Linked DNA regions of Homo sapiens: region 2 is linked to region 1. A link is a loop called in an ENCODE intact Hi-C map of the cell type or tissue named here. Cell type or tissue: mammary epithelial cell. All regions are shown on one strand. Each heading gives the region's core, and the rest is flanking DNA. Links, peaks and the distances in the headings are about the cores only.

Region 1 (7,737 bases), core at 1,177-5,176:
ATGTTTCCATTCATTGGAGAAATCATGCCAGTGTTAGTGGAGATTCCTAAGGGTCATTTTTGCAGCAATTGGTTTTCCTTGATCTCAAGTGATCGTTAACAACTCTCAGTTCTGAAAACCACTACATAAGATGCTGCTTAAACAAGATTTTCTTCTCATGTTGGTTTTGTTTGCACCTGAATTCACTTGGGAGCAGAGGATTTTCATAATTGATTTAATAACAAATTCCCATTCTTAGCTTTTGATTCCTTGATAATAAGAGCTATAATTACTGCTGTGAATGTATTTATTGTATTCTCTGTTTAAAGGAAAAATTTAAATAAAAGATTCGATGTAGGGGAATATAAAATTTTAACACCTTCCTTATTTTACAAAGGACATCATTTTCAGATTTTTTTTTTTTTTTTTTTTTGAGACAGGGTCTCACTCTGCTGCACAGGCTGGAGTGCAGTGGTACAATCATAGCTCACTGCAGCCTCCAACTCCTGGGCTCAAGCAATCCTCCCACCTCAGCCTCCCAAATAGCTGGAACTGCAGGTGTGCACCACCACACCCGATTAATTTTTTAATTTTTTGTTGAGACAGGGTCTTTCTGTGTTGCCCAGGGTGGTCTTAAACTTCTGGCCTCCAGCAATCCTCCCACCTGGGCCTCCTAAAGTGCTGGGATTACAGGCATGAACCACTGCACCCAGCCCATTTTCATACTCTTAAAACAAAAGAAAATAATTGCCACACTTGCAACAAAAAAATTGTGATTTCAGGGGGTGGTGGTGAGTATAGCAAAATGGGCATTAGGAAAGGAAACAGTATTTCTTTTAGTGCCCTTATTTAAGGCCAGTTATGTGACCTTAATGTCTTAATTTTCTTTGGCATTTGGTTTCTTTAGTAAAAGAGGAAATTATATTGTCTCCATGTACTAAGCAGATAGGATTGATAGAACAAAAAAATATCTCATGTCTTTTGAGATATTTGGTACATGGAAGATTAAAACTGGTATTACCAAATCATTTTATTATGCTGTCTTATAAAATATTTTACAACATGTATTCATCTATCTAGACAAATGTTGTTAATTCACATTCCTATAGATAGTAAACTATTCCTGGTAGCAAATTAAATAATTTGGGAAAAGCTTGAATTTCCCACCCCCACCCTCCTGCCCTTGTAGGTATCATATAATTCCTGAAATACACAAAGCTGCTTCCAGGGTAACAACATGAAAATTGGTGAAATCGACATGATTTGTCCCTCCTGCTTCTTCCCCTTTTTGTGTGTCCCCTACCATTAGATGCCCAAGGTTTTCCTGCTGACTCCAGTACCTATCACAGTGTGCAGCATCAAACAGCTGTTCATAAACATTTGTTGAATGAATCACCACCCATGATGATCCTGACCCAGCTCTGATACTCTCATATAGCAGTCCTCTTAATTCTTTTCCAAATTTCCCTGGCTTGGTCCTGGTTTCCTCAAATGTTATTTTACACTAAGCAAATACTACTACCACAACTCCTAAAGGAAGGAATACTAGCAAATTTTGGGGAGCTTCTGTATTACTGCTCTGTCTGCACCTAACAGAGATGAGCTTTAACATCTGTAACTTGGGATTGAGACCCATCCCATATAGTTCATTAAGTGTCAGTTCCTCAACCAAAATGAACGGCTATAAGGTTTAACCTAGGGCCTTGGTAGGAATATTATAAGGTGCAAGTGAGTAATAAACATGAAATGTACATACAAGCCATAATATGCTATGCCAATGTGAGTAATCAATTTAATGGTGTGGCCCTTCTCAAAGTAGTACCTACAATAGTGGAACTATTACAGGTGTAAGCCACCATGCCCATCCGGCTAGATATATTTTTGTGCAGGAAGGACCTATGTTTACATGGTACTATCTGCTTTAGAATTGAGGCTGCAGATTCAGTGTTACTTGAACAGAAATGTGTCTAATTCCTTATTCAGCCTGATGTATCTGTCAAAGTACCTGGGGGAAAATGTCTTTAGAAAATTCTATCTAAAGATTATCAAGAAATTGTAAAATATCACAATTACTGGCTTTCTGAATATTTTAGTTGGATGATCTTATTCATCAGTCAATATGGTTGCATGCTTTGCTTCCTGAAAACAGAACAGTTCACTCAAATTATTTTATATTTAAAGTTTACAGAGCATATATTACAAAACAGGCTTTTTTTTTCTTGAGATGACATAAAAGCCCACTCTATCTTGCAGTCAAGGAGAATTCAAATATATTAAAACCATCATATTTTGTAATGATTCCCAAAGACCCACAATGCATTTATCCTATGTTGTTAAAAAGTGTTTCTATTCAAAAAACTTATATTGAAAGCGTCTTGGGTATCATTGCCATAGAAAGAAAACTTATGAATTTCTTTGGCTCCTGCATTTTTAGATTCTCTGTTGACTGTCATTTCTGCACCATTGCTTCTTTTTCCCGTGTTAAATGTAAAGTTGTGATGACTACAGAGTCAAATGATTGACTCTCTTTGTGTCTTTATAAATGAATGTGTACTTATCTCAATGTGAGATTTAAAACAGTGAGGAATTAGTTAACATTTATACATGGTATAAGCTACCTTTTTAAAAAATAGCTCAAAATTTGGGTATTTTAGTATTTAACGTGGTTTGTGTTAAAGTCCCCCACCCCTGCCCTGGGTTTTTAAGTGCTTATAGCATTTGTATTACTAAGCCACATTTAGTTATGCAAAACAAAGAAATATTTTTCTATCCCTATGAACCAATACAAAAGTTTTTTAATTTAGCATGTTTATAAAAATGTAAATGTTTAGTGTAATAAAGGGTAAAGGATTTCTCATTCACAAATGAATTATGATTCTAGGACAAGTTTATTCAATTTTAAAAGCAAAACTTAACAGTCCTTAGGCTGAAGAAGCTGACTGAAGATTTTTATTCAGTGAATAGCTTTTTGATTAAAGTTTTTCCAAGGACTGGAATATAAAAACTTACAACATGAGCTGAGACTGTGATGATGCCTTGATAACCTTTTTTTATTATGAATTTGGCAATAATTTTATAAGCAAGTGCATCTGTGTATAAGCTACTACTGTAGATTTGTTGAAGACATGCTTTTTTATTTTTTAGTCATAGTTCTTGGAGAACGTTGTGATGCTGCAACACAGAGCACATGATAAATGGCTAGACCCAGATTCACATCCTTTGAACTTGTCAGATCACTACCACAAGGCGTGTTGATGGGGAAAATGTGCTAGTCTTTAAGTGCCCTCTGCTGTTTTTCCAGAATTCTGCAGTCACACGCAGCTAGGGGGAATTGGTCTCAAAGTTCTTCATTAAAAGCCTCAATTAAAATAATGTTCAATCAATAGATTAAGGACTAATGTTTTGTTCACGGTGGACTTGTAAAACAGCAGTTTACAACTTCCTGATGATGGGAGTGCAGTGCATCGTCACAGGGAAAGGAGTGAGAGGTCGTTATCTTTGCTGGAGGAGTGCTTGTTCTTTGGCAAGGACACAGCTCTTCAGTAAGATGGTCTTTTCTTGGAGGTTCTCCAATATTCATTAGGATGGGAACTTGCCCAGATTTCTACTGTATAACCTACAGAGTTTGTAAAAATATGTCTTACATCTTTTTTTTAAAAAAAGGTAGATAGGACCATTACTATTTTGCATTATATTTTTAGAAGAAGATCCCTGGGCCACTAGAAGATTTTGGTTCTGTGTCTAAATATGCATCAAAAGGAGATCCCTGCAAGTCAGAAGACTTAATGCAAGCCTGAACTTCTGTGGAGGCTGCCTTAAAATTCTCTAGCAGTAGACAGACTTTGGCTACTGTGTGTCCATTTCCAATTATTGATCTACTGTTGTGCACCTTGACAGTGCAATCAGTTGTTCCTTAGTTATGTAGCATTTTTCTTCTCATCTTTCTCTTTTTGAGATGTTGACTGACCTGAATGTGTGAGCTCAGGTTAACTCTTTTGGCACAAACTAGGAAGTCACTTTTTTTTTTTAAACTCCAGTACTTTTGATCTACTATAACCAAGTAGGTAATTTAGAAGTTACATAATACTTTGAATTTTTTTTCTCCATGCCAATCTCGGTAATTTCTAAGCTGGTCAAGATGAAAAGAAAGCTTTTGTAAGTCCTATTGTAGGAGATTTGCATGGAATAACTAACTAGTTTAAATTGAGCCTCTAAAATCCTGAGCTTCCAAGTTGGGGAGAATTTGCTGAAGTGTCTGCAAGTCCAATGTTGCATTTTATGGAATCTGAAGCACCATCAATTGTAAGAGGCACCACTATTTGATGAATCATAAAGTAAAAGGTTTCAACTGTAATTCTAATACATCTGATTTCAGAAATGTTAAAATGTGAGGGGATAAAGTGCATCCTGGAATCAGTGAAATAATGTTGTTTCCAGGAACAACTGGCCATGCTACTATAATCTTTATTTACCATTCATGATTTAGGACTTAGAATGGAAAAATACATGATTCTCAGCTCATTACTTTTTGCTTTTTATCTTTGTTGTTTTTTGGCTTTTATTTCATTTTGTTTTAATGAAATAAATGAAAAAATCAACATTCTAGTAGGGATAATTCTTCACCCCAGTTTAAATTCCAATCTGGACCCTTGGGACTCAAATATGCTTATTTGGAAATGTCCTTTTTTTCTTGAGTCCTTTTTTTGCTTTTCTTTTCCTTCTCAACTTTCTACCTTAATGAAATGCTGTGTTATTGCTTCTGAAAAAAAGAAAGAGGAAGCCATTTTGACTTAGCTCTGAAAGTAGAATCCTTCAGGCGGGTTTCTTTGGATTAGGTTGAGCAGTTTACTCCTCTAATGAGATGGCCCATGGTGATTTAACTTATCTCTCCTGGTGGCTGCCATAGAACAGACACTGGCTAAACCTTTGTGGTGTCTAATGTTGATGTTGAGGGCTCTTCTTAAATGTGAGAGTGGCACAAACCATTTTATTGGAACTCCTTGTGCCCAAAAGTTTACATTGTTTGTTATCCTAAATAATGGAATTCCATTCCAGGCTCTGTCATGTCATGCATCTAGAGAAGTGATCCATATGCTTTGGCACATTGCAGCATATACCATAATGGAAAACCAATATTCAAAGGGGTCTGTGTTAATAGCAGCTATAGCATAACCTAGAGTGAAAAGAAGAGGTAACTGGAGTAGGTCCCTGTGTAACTGTCCTTGTCATAGTTATCTAGCTGATCTCAGCCTGCATCCTAAAATACGAGATTAGGACACTGAACTTTTAATGTTACTATATGAATCATTAATTTCAGTGATGCTATCTATGCCCTTTATCAGATATATGCCTATCTGACATGTTTATGTTGTGGTTATATATCAAAATAGCGAGATGATTATTTTATTATTGTCCTTTTTTTTCCTGTTAAAAAGACTGTTTGATTCAGCTGACTAATTATTACAGTAAAATGGTCCAACTCTTTTTAGCCACTAGCATCATTGTAGATTTATAACTCTTTCTCATTAATAATAAAGGTTCACATGTGTGGACTGTGGATCATGAGAGGAAAACATACAGTATACTGGTAATGTGGGAAATATTATATATATATAATATTTATATGATATATATAAATATATATATAAATAAATATATATATATCATTGCCTAATTGAATGAAAGTGATTTTATTTCCCTCACTGCTTTTACTTAACAGCCATATTTCACATTACATTCTAGAAGGGTGAATATTCATTCTTTACATGTAGAATAAAGTCTTTAGAGCCCTGAGTTTAGCCTTGTAATGATGAAGGTCGGTAACATAAGGATAGAGCACCTTAACGGGGGTTAGTGGAGAGGCAAATCTAAATAATACCTTGAGTCCAATTTCAACCATTGGAATTTTATAATGAAAAGTAGCATACCAACTGTGATCAGCTTTTATTCAAAACCCCAGTATTCGAAAGTACTTTTCAAGTTTATCAAGGTAGAATTCTCAAGGTCATATTTTCCATTCAGTGCAGTTATTTCTGATGCTTCTTTGTGTGTGTAAGAGAGAGAAGGGGTCTTGCTCTGTCACCCAGGCTGGAGTGCAGTGGTGCAATCATGGCTCACTGCCGCCTTGACCTTCTGGGCTCAAGCGTTCTTCCCACCTCAGCCTCCCAAGTAGCAGGTGTGTGCCACCACACTTGGCTAATTTTTTAATTTTTTATAGAGACAGAGCCTTCCTATGTTGCCCAAGCTGGTCTTGAACTCCTGGGCTCAAGTGATCCTCCCACCTCAGCCTCCCAAAGTGCTGAGATTACAGGTGTGAGCCACCGCACCCAGCCTCTGATGCATCTTATCAATTATTGGGAATCTAATCAGAGTAATAGTTTGGGTTTAGTTAGTCTTATTTGTGATTTATAAGGATAGCATATGTTATAAAGAAATTACGTCTGTTATAAAGAAATCATTCTAATAAACTAAACAATTACATTAAACTAGTTTGTAAGCATGTTCTTGTTTTATGACCTTGAACATACATTAGAACATCGTAACTCAGTTTTTGTACCTAAATAAATATGATACCATATTATTAAATGCAAATTTTTAAAAACTTTAAAAAGTGAAACATCACATGTTAACCTCAAGGACTAGCTGTAGCAGCAATCCAGTGTGATCACCTGTTCTGTCCTCACTGTACTTGTTAACAGGCCTTAAGGATGCTATACCCCAGAAACCTCATACCGCTGAGCAGATGGAGACCTCTTTTTTTCAGGGAGGATCTATTGGCATTCAAATTGTTAGGCATGATGAAGGGTCTCCATTACATATCTGTCTCCAAATCTAGCTTACCTGGATGGTGTTGCTTGTTTTTGTCTTACAGATCCCCTATGCAGCAAGTTTGATCAGGAAAGAAAAGCTTGGCGCCCATCTCAGCAAAAGCTAAAAGGTAAGATCACCAGAGGAAAGAGATTTTCTTAACTCTCTGTATTGTTGTGTGCTTGAACATATTCTTTATTGATGTGTTTGAAATAGCCCAAGGGATTGGTAAAGTTGCATCCTGTGTTTGAGTCAATATACCAATAAACTTCATTATGTCTGGGGATGGGACTTCCTAAATGAATGACCAAGTACTTCTTATAAATTCCATGGAAAATTCCTATAACTAAAAATTCTGTATTCAGTCTGCAAAAGTGATCTTCTTTCCGTTTTAAGATTTTCTGCTCTTTATGGTTCTGACACCCCAGTTACTGCCCCAAGGAAACCAAAGTGTCAGCAGTCATCCTCAGGGTGTCTCATCTCTGTCTCTCCTTCGCTTCCAAAAAGCCTGCCTGAAATCTGACTTTCAGAGAGTTACTGCAGGTGGTAATATGAACAACTGGGGACAATACAGACCTTTGAGACCTTCTGCTCTAGGAATAGTAACTAATCTTTTCCCTAAACCAATAATAGTTTCTCTACAGCTGAAGCCAGATTCAAGGTCATATCAGTTTAAAAGAAAATTGAAAAGACAATTATTTTGGACTCTTAAGGAAAAGCAGACAGTGAAAATTCAATGGCTATATTCAGAACATACCGAAGTATTTGAAAAGAAACTTTTTCAGCCCATGGAAGAAGACACATGTAATTATTAGAATTGTGGGAATGCAAAAACTAGGACATTGTTTCTGTAACAATATATTGGGATGACCTAACAACTAGGATTGCTAAATCAGGGGAAAAAACCACAGACGCAAAAGGTAGCATTTGTTAGTGCTCATGGCCAGCTAG
Region 2 (7,737 bases), core at 2,392-6,391, 810 kb before region 1:
GGGGGCGCTATTTAATGTTTACCCCCATCTCCAGTGCCCCCTCCAAGGCTGTGCAGTGTCTTGGGGCTCTCAGGGCCAACATCGAAGAGATGGGGGCCACCTCTTAACACCTGGCAACAGTCTCCCCTCATCCTGATTCCTGACAACAGACAAAACACCGGTTTCTAGGGTTTATCTGTTTGTTTTTTGAGTTGAGGGTTCCTCAGGGCCTTGGCATTGCTAGTGATGGTCCCCTTTGCTGTGTGAGAACCCCCTCAACCCCTTCCTCCTCCCTCTGGGGATGAAGTGGGAGTATTTGGCTCCCCATTTTTGACAAAAGGGCTCAGTGCAGGGAGGTGGAGGCCTCTGAGGTTTGAAGGGCTCTGTGAGTTAGAGTTGTCACATGTTCTCCTGGTTCTTGAATTTGCAGCAGGTCCTGAAAAGGAAGGCTCTGCTGGCCCCGTGCCTTCCTGACCTTCTCTCTCCTTCCCTCCCCTCTCTTTTCTTGCCAAGTTTGCTTTGGTTTCTGAGCAGCCCAGAGAGGAGGAGGGTTCGTCCCCAGGGAGAGCCCAGGGCTGGAGTCCCCAATCCCTGTGCTATGGGCACAAAGAGACTTCAGCTCTTCCTGTTGCCTTGGCTTTTTCCTGAGCAAAAACACAACAAACAAAAAGGCCAGAGAAGAGCACAGACTCTGTCCCTCTCACAACTCTCCAGAAGAGACCCCCTGATTCTTCACACCACCGGATGCCACTCCAGCCAGCAGGATTGCTACACACACCCTCTGTTCTCAGAAGTCATCTGCCTGGGCAGCCGCCTCTCAGATTCCTGTCTTCGTTTCAGACACTTTTCTCTGAAGCATGCCCATGTCCACCAGCCAACGTGCCCCCGTGTTCCCCCCCATCAGCCAAGTGATTGGGGCTGAACCAGACTTTAAAAGAGAGGAAAAAAAAAAAAAAAGGAAACATGAATAAATTGGAATCCAGTGGTGTTGGGGCTTTTGTTTTTATTTTGTAAAGGTGATGACTTCTTATAAACTCAATTTTTCAGATGACTGGTTAGTTCTTTCTGTTTTTTCTTGGCTGCAGTTTGGAATTGTACATTGTAAAATATCCAAAGATGTTGAGTACTGTATGATCAAGAACTTGAAGCAAATGGGTTGTGGGGGGAGGGGTGGTTGTGTTTTTGTTTTGCTTCAATTTTTTTTTTTTTTTGATGTTTCAATTTCCCTGTCTGTCTGTGGGAGAACTTTGGAATTTTTTCTATTTATAACTCTTTTTTTATGTGATTGCTCTACGTAAAATGACACTCAACAAAGTTTGCCTTAGTGATTCAAGGGACAATCTTCCATAACTTCGGTCGCACGCCACATCCCGCCGAGAAAAACTCTCAGCTAATTTTCTGGCCTATTTATTAAACAGTATTAATTGACTTGATTAAATTATATTGAGAGTTGCACTTCTGTGAGATGTGACTTCTGAAAGTTCACAGGACAGCAACAAGCCAGTCTTAAGGTTTTTAATTGTTGGGTGTCATAAACTTAAAATAATGTCAAAGACACCTTAACAAAGAAAAAAAAAAAAACCTTTGACCCTTATTTTATACTTTAAAGGACAGTGTTTTGAGTAAAAGTGAGCTATGCTTGCTTAATGACCTGGTGAGATTGATTCCCCCTTCCAATTGCCGTTTCAGTTATCTGGGGGTGTTGCATGGTAGGGAGGGCAGAACTCAATTCTCAGTAGTCTCTTACATTCCAGCTTTGTAAGGCATGGTTGGATCTTAAGCTTTGCAGCACCTGTGGGCCTGAGTGCGAGGTGTGCGTGTGTGTGCGTGTGTTCACAAACGTGTGCAGCTACACCCCAGGATGTGTGAGCAAGGGAAGTCCTGCCAGTTCCCCAGCCTGGCATCCGGAATGGGCTCCGGCTGGCCCTGCTGCTATCTGGGTCTCCTTCCTCTCACTTCCCGGTGCTGGCATCGGCCTCCTCCTTTCTTCACCTGAGCCTCTTTCCCAAAGAACATTAGATCCTAAAAGAACCTAAGGTAAAGGAATATACTTCTGTCATTGAATGGAGTCAGCTCTACTTACAACCCACAGCCCAGACTCTTGGTAACACTGTTCTTCGAATTGCATTTCTGGAAAACCAAGGGTCAACCCAGAGCCTCTTTTCTATTTTTGATTCCTTTCTTGCTGTAGTAGGCAACGTCTATGCAGCGTTTCTTGGTACAGAGAAAAGAACAGATCCGGGTTTCCAATTTAGACTCCTCCAAGCTGTGTGTCTTCAGTCTAATCACCCCTCCACTCTGGTCTTCCCTTCCCTCACCTCTAGTAATAAAGGAAATGGAGTAATCAGAGCTTCTCGAAGTTCTCCATCTAAACACCCCTCAGCAGAGGGGGCCAGCTGATTGGCAAATTGGGGGCAGAACACTAAAGAAATAGCCCAAAGTAACCTATCTGTAGTGTAAAACTCTGAAGTCTCCTGTTTTGGCTTTGAAATTCATGCTTCTGCATTCTATTACATAACATTTGTCTTAATATAAAAACATCGTTTTGATCGACTTGCCAGTTAAGTGACTTGCCTTTTCCCCAGAATCTTCTAGTGAAGTCGAACTGTTCCTTGGCCACCCTACAGCTTTGGGAGGCCCCAGCCCATGGCTGAGGGCTCAGGGGTAAGCATAGCCCAGTGCAAGAAATGCAAGGCCAGCTGCTCGTCAAGATTCTGCTCAGCTCGGCCATTCTAGGATCATGTGGTCCTCATTCTGGGGGTCAGTGTCCACTGAGTGACATAGGTGAAGATGGAGAAGGGGAAGGGAACTGGGCCCAGTGGGCCTTGACCCCTGGGTGCTCCTGATCTCCTGTGAGTAAAATCTCCTTCTAGCCCTGGCCAGGTGGGAATTCCATGGAGCCCGGCCATGTGTGACCTGCACCCTGGGACCCCAAGGTGCTAAGGGAGGTGGGGTCCTGACAGCAAAGGAGCCTCCAGTGGAGGGAAGAGGGAGTGAAGGAAGGAGGATGAGGCCTCCGAAGACAGGCCAAAGAAACCTGTGCAGCTTACCTGGAGAAGAAGTCTTAAGGAATACATGAACAGGCCTTGGGACTTCAACAGGTGTGTTGGGGAGGGGAAACTTTCACCAAAAATTTGGCCAACCCAAGCCAATAGGAGAGAGATTGCAGGAGGCAACTGGGTGCCCAAAAAAAGGAAGAGAACTTCCTAACATCTGGAGTTGCCCTAAAGAGGAACGAGGTCCCTCGTGAAGGAGTGAGCTCTCAGTCAGCACAAGAGTTCAACACTGCCTCTCAAGAATGTTGGAGACCTGGCGCAGTGGCTCAGGCCTGTAATCCCAGCACTTTGGGAGGTTGAGGAGGAAGGATTGGATTGCTTGAGGCCAGGAGTTTGAGGTTCCAGTGACCTGTGATCACACCACTGTACTCTAGTTGGGGTGACAGAGCGATATACCCTGTATCAACAAAAAAAAAGAATACTGGAGAAGAGAGTCTCTAGGGTTCCTTCCATCTAATTTGTGAAAAGGTGAATACATATCCACCATATGACCATGGAAGAAGAATCATGCCAGAAGGAGTTGGGTGACGAGTGAAAAAGAAGCACTGGGCAGGTTCACAAAACTCAGCGTGGTGGCCCAGGGCTGCTGACCCCATTCTCCCTAAACCAGTCACCTGCAGCAAGTTGGGGCCAGAGAAGGGGACTCCATAGAAAAGCCGTGGTTCTTATTTAGAGCCCCCAAACATGTGACAAGAGAACAGTAAAGACCCAATGGGAAATAAGACCCTCATCTCAGGCCTTTATCTGACCCAGAGTCTGCCCCTTCCTGAAGAACAGAGCCCTTTACAGACCCCACTCCTCCTTTCCTGGGGCCTGGACAGCTTTTCCTCCCTGAGGGAACTCTGAGCTTACTGCAGAACAGGCAACCAGCATGTAAAGGGCACTTCCGGAACAGGGCACAGCCGGGTGCCCTGTACGTGGCCCTTCCCCTCTGAGAATGGGTGAAGTTGGGACTTCATAAGGGCAGCAGGGTCAGTGCCCCAGCTAGAAGCATGAGCCAGCGGGTGTGGGGGGCCCTATGGAAGGGAAGTGCCAGGCAACACTCATGCCAAGGGACCTCCAAGGACCTGGGACATCCTGGGACAAATTCCAGAATGAGGAGGTTTGTATCCAGTGAATTTCCCTCCCCAACTCCCCTGTGTCCTCCTTTTCTCTGCTCCTAAGTCCTTCTTCCTAACACAACTACCCCTCTGGGTGTAGACACCCTTTCTCTCTGCCCTCCCCTCTGTCCAAACCTGCCCTGAAAGGAGTCATCAAATGTGAACGTGATTCAATGGCTCCCTCTCCTGGCCTTTGCCACCCTGCTCCTCATTCAAGGTGGAAAGAAAGGCCCCTCGGCAAAGCACTGTCAGATTGCCAGCAGCAGACAAGCCTGGTTTCTCTGGGCAGAGGAGCCTTGAAACTGCACCCTTGAACAGTTACTGGCCTCGCAGCTCCCGCCCATCCCTCCTTCATCCCACTTCCTGGCTCAGAAAGGGATGGGGAATGTGGGACCTTTCGCTCCTTTCAGGTTTGAAGGCTGAGGACTGAGTCAGACAGGAATTTCCATAAATTGATGGAAGGAGGATTCCCTGGGGAGATCCTGCTCCTTTTTCCTCCTTGGCACACCCTAGGCAGGGGCTGCTATGACCTTGAGTGGCAGTGCCCACGTGGCCTAAACCAAAACGTATGGGTCCAGAAAGGGCCTGACATATAAAAACAAAACATCTCAAATTTGCCCTGGAAAACCTGGAACCTGGCCACATTATCTGCAGCCAGACACACACACACTCACACACACACACTCAGTCACTGGACAAATGGTGCATAGGCTGATGTCATCTCTCCTTGTAACAATAGGAGACACGACAGTGCATGAGCAAGACCCGGCAAAGCCATTTTCCCCACAGGTCACCCTGCTGGAATATGTATAATGCACACTCACATTTTCATCCTTGCGCTCCCGTCTTTAACCATGAACGCTGACCCTGACAACAAAAACAAAAGAATAAACAAATAGGTTTCCAGAATAAGGAAGGAAGATAGCGTGAATTAGATCATTTTCCCATGTTCCTCTCACAATTAATAAATGAAGTACAAACCCTCTGAGTAACATAGGTGCCTTATGCCTTCTTGGAGACCCTTGCTTCCATGAGTCATCTGGTTTCAGCCCCAGGAGGCATGTATCAGCATCCCTATTCGTATCAGTCGGAGTTATTCGTCAAACACCAGAAGCCACTTCAGCTAGCTTAAGTAGAAAAGGCATTTACTATAGGAAATTAAGTCTCTTTCAGAATTTTCACAAAAGCCAGAAGAGAGTCAGGCCGGCAGAGCCACCAAGATCAGTTGTCCAGGTTGCATACTACACAACACCACTACATTTAGAGGCTGCCATTCACACCCTAGACAGATTGGTACATTTGTGTACTAAAGAATTTTCCAGCAGAGGGCAGTAAAGCATCTTGAAGGGGTGCCTAATCGTCTAATTTGCACAAAGTCGCCAAGTGGACTAGGGGTAGCACACGGCCTGGAAACAAGGAAGCCCAGAACCACCCAAGCCACACTGTGTCAGATCGTTGCAGCTCAGGCCCTGGGCATGGGGACTCTGTCTTGTGGCCCCCCTCTCCACCAGTGTCTCCTGGGAAAATGGGTGCCACACTCTGTACTCCCTCACACTGCTCTCCGCAGCGTGAAGTCTAATGCTGGCGCATCTGTTTGGAAGAGCCCAAGACCCATGCCCCCACCTGATCGCAGCTGCCTGGGAAAGCAAGCGCCTGGCTCCGCTGGCCTGAGAAGGAAAGATTCATGATGTCAATTCTCCAACAGAAGAAGAGTTTCATTAATGCTGGGGGGCCTCAAAACGTGATATGGCCATGCCGTATTCTGCAGATGAGAGGCCTGAAGCTCCAAGTGGCAAAATGGTGAGGATAAGGCCACCAGGCAAGCTCTAGCAGAGCCGGAACTGGAACCCAGAGCCACTAACCCCAGAGCCAGGACTGGAACCCAGAGCCACTAACCCCCGGACCACGGTGCCGCCCTGCCCTCTTTGAGGTGGAGGACCAGAATGAGGCCCACTGTTCCCACTAGGAACAGAAGTCTATTTAGACAAAGCACATTCCGGCGGTCTTCCTCCTGATACCTCAGCCCTTTACAGATATTGGTAAATACTCCTTCACGGTGTCACCCACCCCAAGTCAAGGGAACACTGCCTTCCTAACTGTAAGCGCTGGTCATCGTGGTTCATCAGCATGGGTGGTCTAGGTCCCCTCTCTCCCTCAGCAGCAAGTACAGCCATAGAGGCTTTCTCGTCACATTCGGAGCCCAGGATGCCTTTAATCCATACCTCCCTGCTGTTGCTGAGTAGTCAGCTCTGTGCTGAACCTCCCTCCCCAAAATGGGGTTCCTGAATTCAATCAGCACTGCAGAGTCGGGTGTGTCTTGTAATTAAAATTTTTTTTATTCTGCCATTTCAACATCCTTCCCATAGGAGCCACACTCGGAAATGCAAAAGTGCATTTTCATTTCCAAATGGCTGGGACTCCCAAGCAGGGGGGCCTTTGTGGGGGTAGCAAGGACATAGCAAAATGTGCCACTGTGGACATCCAGGGAACACAAGGGTTCACTACTTGACATCCTCCTCCAGACCGAGAGCTCCTGTCAGCTGGAAAGTATTTGGGAGGCTCCCACACTCCCAGTCTCAGTTCAGGTTTAGCCTTCCACCCTGGGGGGTGCTGGCAGACTGACCCAGTGCTTCTGTCAGGGTAAGAGTCCCAGTGTCACTCAGTGTTCTGGCTTAGCCTCTTCTTCACTCATAAAAAGGAGGTGACAACACCTACCTGGAAAGTCCCCGTGGGGTTTGGGTGGGACATGCGCAACACTGGCCCTTCCTGCCACTCAGTAGGTGCCTGAAAGTGTGGGTGTCTTTTCCTTTTTAACATCAATAACATTTAAAGTAATTATACCTATTGATCTTTCCTTCCCCTTTTCCTTTGCTTTTCTTGTGTTCTTAAAATGGAAAAAAGAAGAAAGGGAGGGAGGGGAGGAAAGAGAAGGGAGGGGAGGAAGGGAGTCAGGTTAGAAGGGAGTAGAGGAGGGAGAGGAGGAGAGGAGGAGGAGAAGGGGTAGAAGGGAGGAGAGGAAGGAGGGGAGTCAGGCTAGAAAGGAGGAGAGGAGGGAGGGGAGGAGGGGAGTTGGAGTAGAAGGGAGGAGAGGAGGGAGGGGAGTCAGGTTAGAAGGGAGGAGAGGAGGGAATGGAGGAAGGGAGTCAGGTTAGAAGGGAGAAGAGGAGCGAGGGGAGGATAGGAGTCGGGCCAGACAGGAGGAGAGGAGGCAGGAGAGGAGGGGAGTTGGGGTAGAAGGGAGGACAGGAGGAAGTGGGGAGGGGAGTTGAGATAGAAGGGAGGAGGGGAGTCAGGTTAGAAGGGAGGAGAGGAGGGAGGGTAGGAGGGGAGTCAGGTTAGAAGGGAGGAGCGGGGAGGAGCGGAGTCAGGTTAGAAGGGAGGAGAGGAGGGAGGGGAGGAGGGGAATCAGGTTAGAAGGGAGGAGACGAGGGGGAGGAGGGGAGTCGGGTTGAAGAGAGGAGAGGAGGGAGGGGAGGAGGGGAGTTGGGGTAGAAGGGAGGACAGGATGGAGGGGAGGAGGGAGCCTGCTTACAGTGCACCTGCAGGAGCCTCTACCCCAGATCCTGCTCCTGAGGGCAGACTGCTACTGGAGTCTTCAACCC

The links. Peaks named below come from ENCODE experiments on the same cell type or tissue, not always from the same donor. Only the 100,000 strongest peaks of a DNase experiment are listed, where the experiment ranks them.
Region 2: it touches region 1 in a loop (8-fold over the local background); 5 of 110 quality-filtered maps call a loop at or near these places.

What each region holds. Positions count from the first base shown.
Region 1 is chr18:47,211,265-47,219,001 of GRCh38, reverse strand. It overlaps SKOR2 (SKI family transcriptional corepressor 2), which reads left to right. Exons shown (of 9, transcript NM_001278063.4): 8 at 6,851-6,916. The coding sequence ends at 6,913. Among named protein-coding and RNA genes, the nearest start is that of SKOR2, 37 kb to the left of the region's middle. In mammary epithelial cell, for the core only: a CTCF peak has its summit at 3,272 (motif pointing left); no DNase peak of the experiment used is centred there.
Region 2 is chr18:48,020,561-48,028,297 of GRCh38, reverse strand. It overlaps ZBTB7C (zinc finger and BTB domain containing 7C), which reads left to right. Exons shown (of 5, transcript NM_001318841.2): 5 at 1-1,626. Among named protein-coding and RNA genes, the nearest start is that of SMAD2, 94 kb to the right of the region's middle. In mammary epithelial cell, for the core only: CTCF peaks have their summits at 4,322 (motif pointing left) and 5,457 (motif pointing right); DNase peaks (open chromatin) are centred at 4,457, 4,817 and 5,457; H3K27ac peaks cover 1,406 bases.